Regions from separate parts of the Homo sapiens genome. Here region 2 is linked to region 1. The links are chromatin contacts, found by Hi-C or POLR2A ChIA-PET in ENCODE. All regions are on one chromosome and are shown on one strand. Each heading gives the region's core, a stretch centred on a gene start or an enhancer-like site at or near the end of the contact. The rest is flanking DNA. Distances are from core to core; before and after follow the strand shown. Region 1 holds the start of DDX41 (DEAD-box helicase 41). Region 2 holds the start of CLK4 (CDC like kinase 4).

Region 1 (3,078 bases), core at 308-2,807:
AAAAAAAGAGACTTGTCCAAGGCCCACAGGCTAGGTGCAGCCAGGATTTGTACCCAGTGTCTATGCCCAATGGCACTTTCCTCCTGAAGCTTTGTAACAGCAGAGAACAATGAACACGTACAGCTGAGGCAACAAGGAACCTAAAGAAACTCCTCCTCAAATCCCTCCAGCCCCAGTGACTGGATCCAATGCAGATGTGGCTGAGCTCAGTGGGAGCCAGGACATAACCTCACAGGCATTTGATTATAAAAGTGTGGTATCTCTCTCCAGCCCCTGACTACCTGCAGGAAACTTCATTTCCTTGAAGCTCTTGATGGGTGGTGGGATACCGTCTCCCTCCACCAGGATGTGGTATTTCTTCCGCACGCGCTCATGTCGCTCTTCAGACATGCTCAGAACATAACGGGGTGGAGTCCAGCTGTGGATGGGTAACAGGGATCAAGAGAGCCCTGGGAATAGCTGGCCTGGGAGCATCCCTGCATGTACCATCCTAAGCAAGGGCAACTGCAGACTGTACAGACATACCTGGTTTTGATGGGGTCATCATACGTAATGCCCTTAGCCATCTCCTTCACTGACATCAATGCTGAAGAGAGAGACATGGCTCAGGGCTGGCTCCTGCTTCTGAGAAGCCAGATCCCTTGAGATATAACATGCCTGGGGCTGGGAGGAGAAGACTCAGTCCACCTTCTCACTATCCTGGCTACAACCATACCTCGGCCCTCGGCAACACTCTCCAGGATCTTCTCTTCTTCCTTCAGCTGCTTCTCCTTGGCAGACTCTTTGCGCGCTGAGAAAAGAAGTGGAAGATGTCAGACAGATACCAAAACGGTGTACCAGGCTCAGCTTCTTCTTTCTCGCCCAGGCAGTGCTGCCCAGCCCACCTTCAGCCTTCTCTTTAAGGTGCTGGTGCTGATCCAGGAGGCTGACGTTGGACTGAGGGCCTAGCGGGATGTCGTCCTCATCTCCCCGGGGTTCACTACCGCTGTCCTGCTGCTCTTCCTCCGCAGCTCCCTTGCGTCTTCGCTGCAGCAGCTTCTGGAGCTGAGGTTCCACCCGGGATCCACAGATAGGATGGGCATGGAGTCCACAAGGTCAGCGTCAGGATCCTGGCTTTGGGGCGAGGATCCTGTGCCCGAGGCGCAAAGCTGCCCTACCCCTCAGATCAAGCCGTCGGTCCCTCGTTTGTCTGGGGGCCGCGCCCTGGTGTACTGAAGCTCACTCCTCAGACTGCCCTCCTCCCCACGGAGGCCGAGGCCACGCCCGCCCCCTGCGACCCCGCGGTCACGGCCCCATCCCTCCCCGGACGCGTGCCCCTCACCAGTAGCTGCCGGCGCTGCCGTAACGGCACATAGGGCACGTAGTCCTCGTCGTCCTCATCTTCCGCCTCGGAGCGGCTTCCTCCGGCAGGCACCTCGTCGGTGCGAGCCCGCTGCAAGCACACGCCAGTCAGGCACGGCCTGCTCCCCTCTTCACGCCCGCTCCCACACGCGCGGGGTCTCGCCTCTCTCCTACCTTCCGTTCGGGTTCCGACTCCTCCATTCTTTGCTGCACGCATGCGCGCCACGGCGAAACCCCGCCTCATCCTTGCGTGAGACCCAATCCGATGTGAAGAGGCGAACGACGGCGCGTAGGAACGACCTCGGAGTTCCGGATCGCGCAGAGGGACAAATTTGTTCCGGAGATACTATCGCACGGCGAGGCATGGACGCTTTCATGGGTGGTTACGCGACAGTTGCCAGGACCGAGGGCGAAACCGGCTGCAAGGCATTGTGGGACATTGGAGGACTTGGAATATGCGCTAGAAGGCTCAATCCAAGCCCATTGGAAGAGGAAGACGTACGCAGCGGAGACAGCTGATCCGGAGTCGGGGCGGCCTGCCAGGTGCCCAACCTCTCCCAGAGCATGGCGTCTTGGGCACGCCCCTGCCGGCGGACAGTGCGTCCTCTAGGGCCGGGAGCTGCGGGCCGAGTTCGCGTGGGCCCTGCGCTTTCATCCCTGCCGGGGACGCCGGGGTTGCGGGATAAACCGCTCGACACACCCTGCCTCCCTGACTGCGCCTGTGTGACACATACGTTCACTGGTGGGGCACGCATCAGATACGGATGGCAGTGGTTTTGAAGTGGGAGGCCCTGTATAAATGTAAACGGTTATTACTGTAAATGCTCTAACAGAGCTGCCTGGGGGGCGCTTCCAGGGAAGCGTGGCAATCTCAGGCCGGGAGAGGAGAGGCGTCCTGGGCCAGGGCGCTGCAGGAATACAGGTCTGGCGATGTGCAAGTACACAGATTCACCAGGCAACAGCATTGCGGCAAGGGTGGGATGGGGAAGCCAGACCTAAGGCCAGAAAAGGAGATTGCGACCAGAGCATGCCTGCTGTGACTGTCAGAGTAAGTGGTTTCAACTTTATTAGAGACTTCTAAGGAATGACTTGGTCAGCTCTGTGCTTTCTTGCCTTCAAGAGTGTGTGCTGGGCGCTGGCACTGCGCTCAAGCAGATGATAATCAAGACACATACCTGGTGTGCGAGGAGCTTATGTAGATTGAGACTAGAAATATAGACAGATAACTGGTCTTAAAGAGAAAGATCCTAAGACAAGGTACCGCTTTTCGAAGTGTCATAGTTTTCACAGTACAATGGCCTCTTAGCTGGGATGTGAAGGATACACAGGAATTCATGAAGTCTTCTTTAGTAAAGAAAGCTTAGGCTGGGCACAGTGGCTCATTCCTGTAATCCCAGCTCTCTGGGAGGCCAAGGCAGGAGGATCGCTTGAAGCCAGGAGTTCAAGACCAGCTTGGACAACATAGCAAGACCCCATCTCTATAAAAAAAATAAGCTGGTGCTTACTGCCAGTCCCATGGTGGGTCTCAACCTGGGAGGGATGGAGGAGGACATGGTTTCTGGTCCTGCTCACAACACCCAAATACATGGCAATCTCAGGCCGGGAGAGGAGAGGCGTCCTGGGCCAGGGCGCTGCAGGAATACAGGTCTGGCGATGTGCAAGTACACAGATTCACTAGGCAACAGCATTGCGGCAAGGGTGGGATGGGGAAGCCAGACCTAAGGCCAGAAAAGGAGA
Region 2 (3,078 bases), core at 331-2,830, 1.1 Mb after region 1:
TCTTCTGAAGCGTTCCGTCAAATACCAAAGTTGTATTTTAACCACATCAGGAACTCAGCTTGGTTAAGCATTTTTAAATCATAGCAAGCAAAATCACATCTGATGACCGAGCGTTATTATTATGACCCTCCATTACTATGAAGTTTTTTTCAAGACTTATGTATCTTCTTCAGTTTTGTTTTTTCCTCTTCTACTGTAAGTCTGCTTACAACCAGCTAACCTCCAGCAAAACAGAACTCTCAAATTATCAGTTAATATGCAAACATTAAAATAAGAACGAGCTCCGTTGTGAGAGTCCAAAATTCTTCTCAAGTTCACTACTTCAAATGTAATTCAGCTGTTAGTCCCAGCCTCTGACCTCCCCCACTCACCCTGCAATGTTCAAAAATATTTTATCTGGAGGCACAAAGATCACCCGACCCACGTTCTACGTGGTAAGGTTCCTTCGCATACATAAAAAAGAAAAGCTATCTAGAATCATGACACTGCCTCTAATAAAGCATCCCACATGCTAGAGTAGGTATCTTTCAAAAAATAATGACACAATGGATCTCATATGTAGATCCATCGCCACTGCCCTTAAGATCCTGTAGTTCTTGACAACTTTACGCTACGTACATGGCTTAAAAACATCGAAACAGGTTATAAGTTTAGGATTGGATGGCTCCAAGAGGACTGCATTTAATGGGTTACAAGCCTGTAGGGGTGTGTAAAAAGCACAATCGCACAGGACAGCTATGAGGCAAGACAAAGTGGCTGGCGAGTTCAGTTTGCGGGGCGGTTTCCTAAGGATCGGATAAGCCTATCTGGACTATTTAGGCAACCAGGGATAATAAGATGCAAAACCACCAGAAACGCAGGTTCGCTGCAACAATGTTGTGTTCAGCATAGCACAGAGGACTAGCCTCCGCAAATTTCCACCTCTCACAAGCAGCTACTGCCCTCAACCACCTGGATTTGCACGGACGCCCGGTCCCCACCTCCCGGCTCCTGGGCACCCGGCCAGTGCCTTTGGCGCACTCAAGACAGGGGCAAATGCTTGACTCTGGAAAACCCCCGAAACGCTACAAACGGCCCAGGCCAGGAATCCAGGGGAAGACTTGATCTCCGACAACACGAATGCCAGAGACGGCTCTCGAAGGGTCTCCCGACAGGTCCTAGCGCCCGCCGGCTGGAAGAGGTCCCGACAGGGTTAACCAACAGCCGCGCTCGCCAGGCAGCAGGGGACCGCGAGCCCACGGCCTCCGGAGCCGCGACGCGAGCGGCCAGGGCCCTCAGAGAAGGGTCAGCGGCAGAACCGCGACGCCCGAGCAACTTTCGGTGCTGCCGGCGTGCACCAGCCGAGCAGCGCCTCGCAGAACTCCCAACTCAGCTCCAGAAGCCCAGGCCCCTAACGCGGTCGTTTCTCCGACACCTGGCTCGGAGACCTAAAGACCGACAGCCGCCTGTCCCAGCACACACCATCTGCAACCCTACCTCCGCAAAAGCAAATGGCCCTTCGGCCGAGAAATGTCGCCAAACTGCCGTCTTCCCTCCTCGGCCGCTGCGACAAACACCCCACAAAATGGCGGCAGCGCCGTCGCCCTAGAATCCCCCGAGTCGCCTCTAGCACCACCTACGCCGCGCGAACGCGCCTGCGTGACAGAACCTTGCGCGCTCCCGCCGCTCCACCTAAGGGCGGGGCTCCACGTGACGTAAGAGCGGGGCTCGAGCCTCCACACTGCGGCTGCGCGGCCCAAGCATTTCCACCCCCCCCCCCCCGCCCACCCGGTCCCGGGGCCTCTAGGCCGGGAGGGTGTTTACGTTCTCTACGGGCTCGGGTGGAACCGGGAAGGAACGCCCGTGTCCCGCCCTCAGTGTGTACCGCGTGTCTGCCCCCTCCCCCGGGACCTCAACTCCCGCAGCCGGCACCCGACAACGGCCCCAAAACCGCCTAGGGCGGGCCTTGGCTGGTCCCTGGGCTGTTCCCTGGACTGGGTGCTTGTCCTGCCCACTTGGCGCTTCCAGTCTAAGGTGGATTCGGACAAAGAGGCTGTCTCAGAAAACAAGCTCAAGGGGTGCTAATCTTTTCAAGGCACGTGCTCCTATTCAGAACAAAACAAAAACCCGGAGGTTTCAATGGAGACTCCTGACAAGGTTTTCCTGTTAGGATCCCTACCTCCTGAGCAGTTAAGGTCGCTGGAAGTTTCCCTAACGAAGTTTTCCCCATTTTTTTTTGTCCCTGCGGGCTGATTTTATTCAAGGCTGAAAAATGTCTCTGAGCTAGTGATAGTCCGTTATGGGGCTTGCTTACCTCAAATAAGGTATTCTGCAGTTCTGAGGACCCTCAGGCAGTTCCCCCGTGTAAGTATGTAACATGAGAAATATTAGGGTCAAAGTCGGAGCCCTGTGGGGAACACTCAAGGGCCAGAGGGAAAGGGGCCTGAGAAGGAATGATCAGCAGAGGAGGAGAACCAAGAATAGGGTGTCAAAGCAAGGAAGGGCGTAAGTGAGGGAAAGGGTTTAGGTGAGACTGAAGATCGTGGGGGGGGACGGCGGGCGGGGTGGGGGTTGGCTTCTGTATTCTGACGGGGATTCGCTGGATAAAAGGGAAAGCTAGAAATCAAATTTGGGAGGGTAGGGTTGAACTCTTGCGGGTATTAGCCCAGTAGCATGTGGGAGACCTGTTATCCTGTTAGGTGAAAGGAGGGAACGGAAATACCTTTAGTGATCTAACATGATAGAAACTTGTGCCATCTGGTTTGGGTAAGTAGGGTAAATTTAGATAAATCTCGGAGATTGTACAGCATTTCAAAAAGTAAGTTGAATTTTCATGGAGATTGCACTCCAAGAAGCGAAGTTGAAAAGAAACTTGGAAAACTGGAAGGGTAAACTCTTTATGCTACAGAATGAAACAAATGATATTATTTTCATCTAGAATAGCCACCATTTTTGCATCTACAAATTTAAATCTTACTCATCCTTGAAAGGCCATTTCTTTAAGATGCTGTCTCTGACATGAGTTCCCACCCATTTCCCGGCTCCTGACTACTCCAGTTAGATGTGAAGTCCTCAAATAGTGGAGTATTTGGAGCCACC

Evidence for each region. A loop is a pair of places that touch in the nucleus more often than their neighbours do. ChIA-PET counts read pairs that join two places held with the same protein, here RNA polymerase II (POLR2A). Pooled maps may share reads with other maps.
Region 2: a pooled map shows a loop between it and region 1 (9-fold over the local background). The contact joins the promoter of CLK4 here to the promoter of DDX41 in region 1. A Hi-C loop is called at or near these places in 1 of 37 single-sample maps with no recorded cell type and 5 of 50 pooled maps. POLR2A ChIA-PET finds 5 or more read pairs at or near these places in 1 of 52 experiments (activated CD4-positive, alpha-beta memory T cell).

The regions. Positions count from the first base shown.
Region 1 is chr5:177,515,404-177,518,481 of GRCh38, forward strand. DDX41 (DEAD-box helicase 41) reads right to left here and starts at 1,558. Exons shown (of 17, transcript NM_016222.4): 1 at 1,516-1,558; 2 at 1,322-1,432; 3 at 885-1,044; 4 at 716-790; 5 at 526-586; 6 at 282-418. The coding sequence starts at 1,542. RefSeq lists enhancers at 800-1,624, 1,653-1,922.
Region 2 is chr5:178,625,470-178,628,547 of GRCh38, forward strand. It overlaps CLK4 (CDC like kinase 4), which reads right to left and starts at 1,581. Exons shown (of 13, transcript NM_020666.3): 1 at 1,477-1,581. RefSeq lists enhancers at 527-1,207, 940-1,549.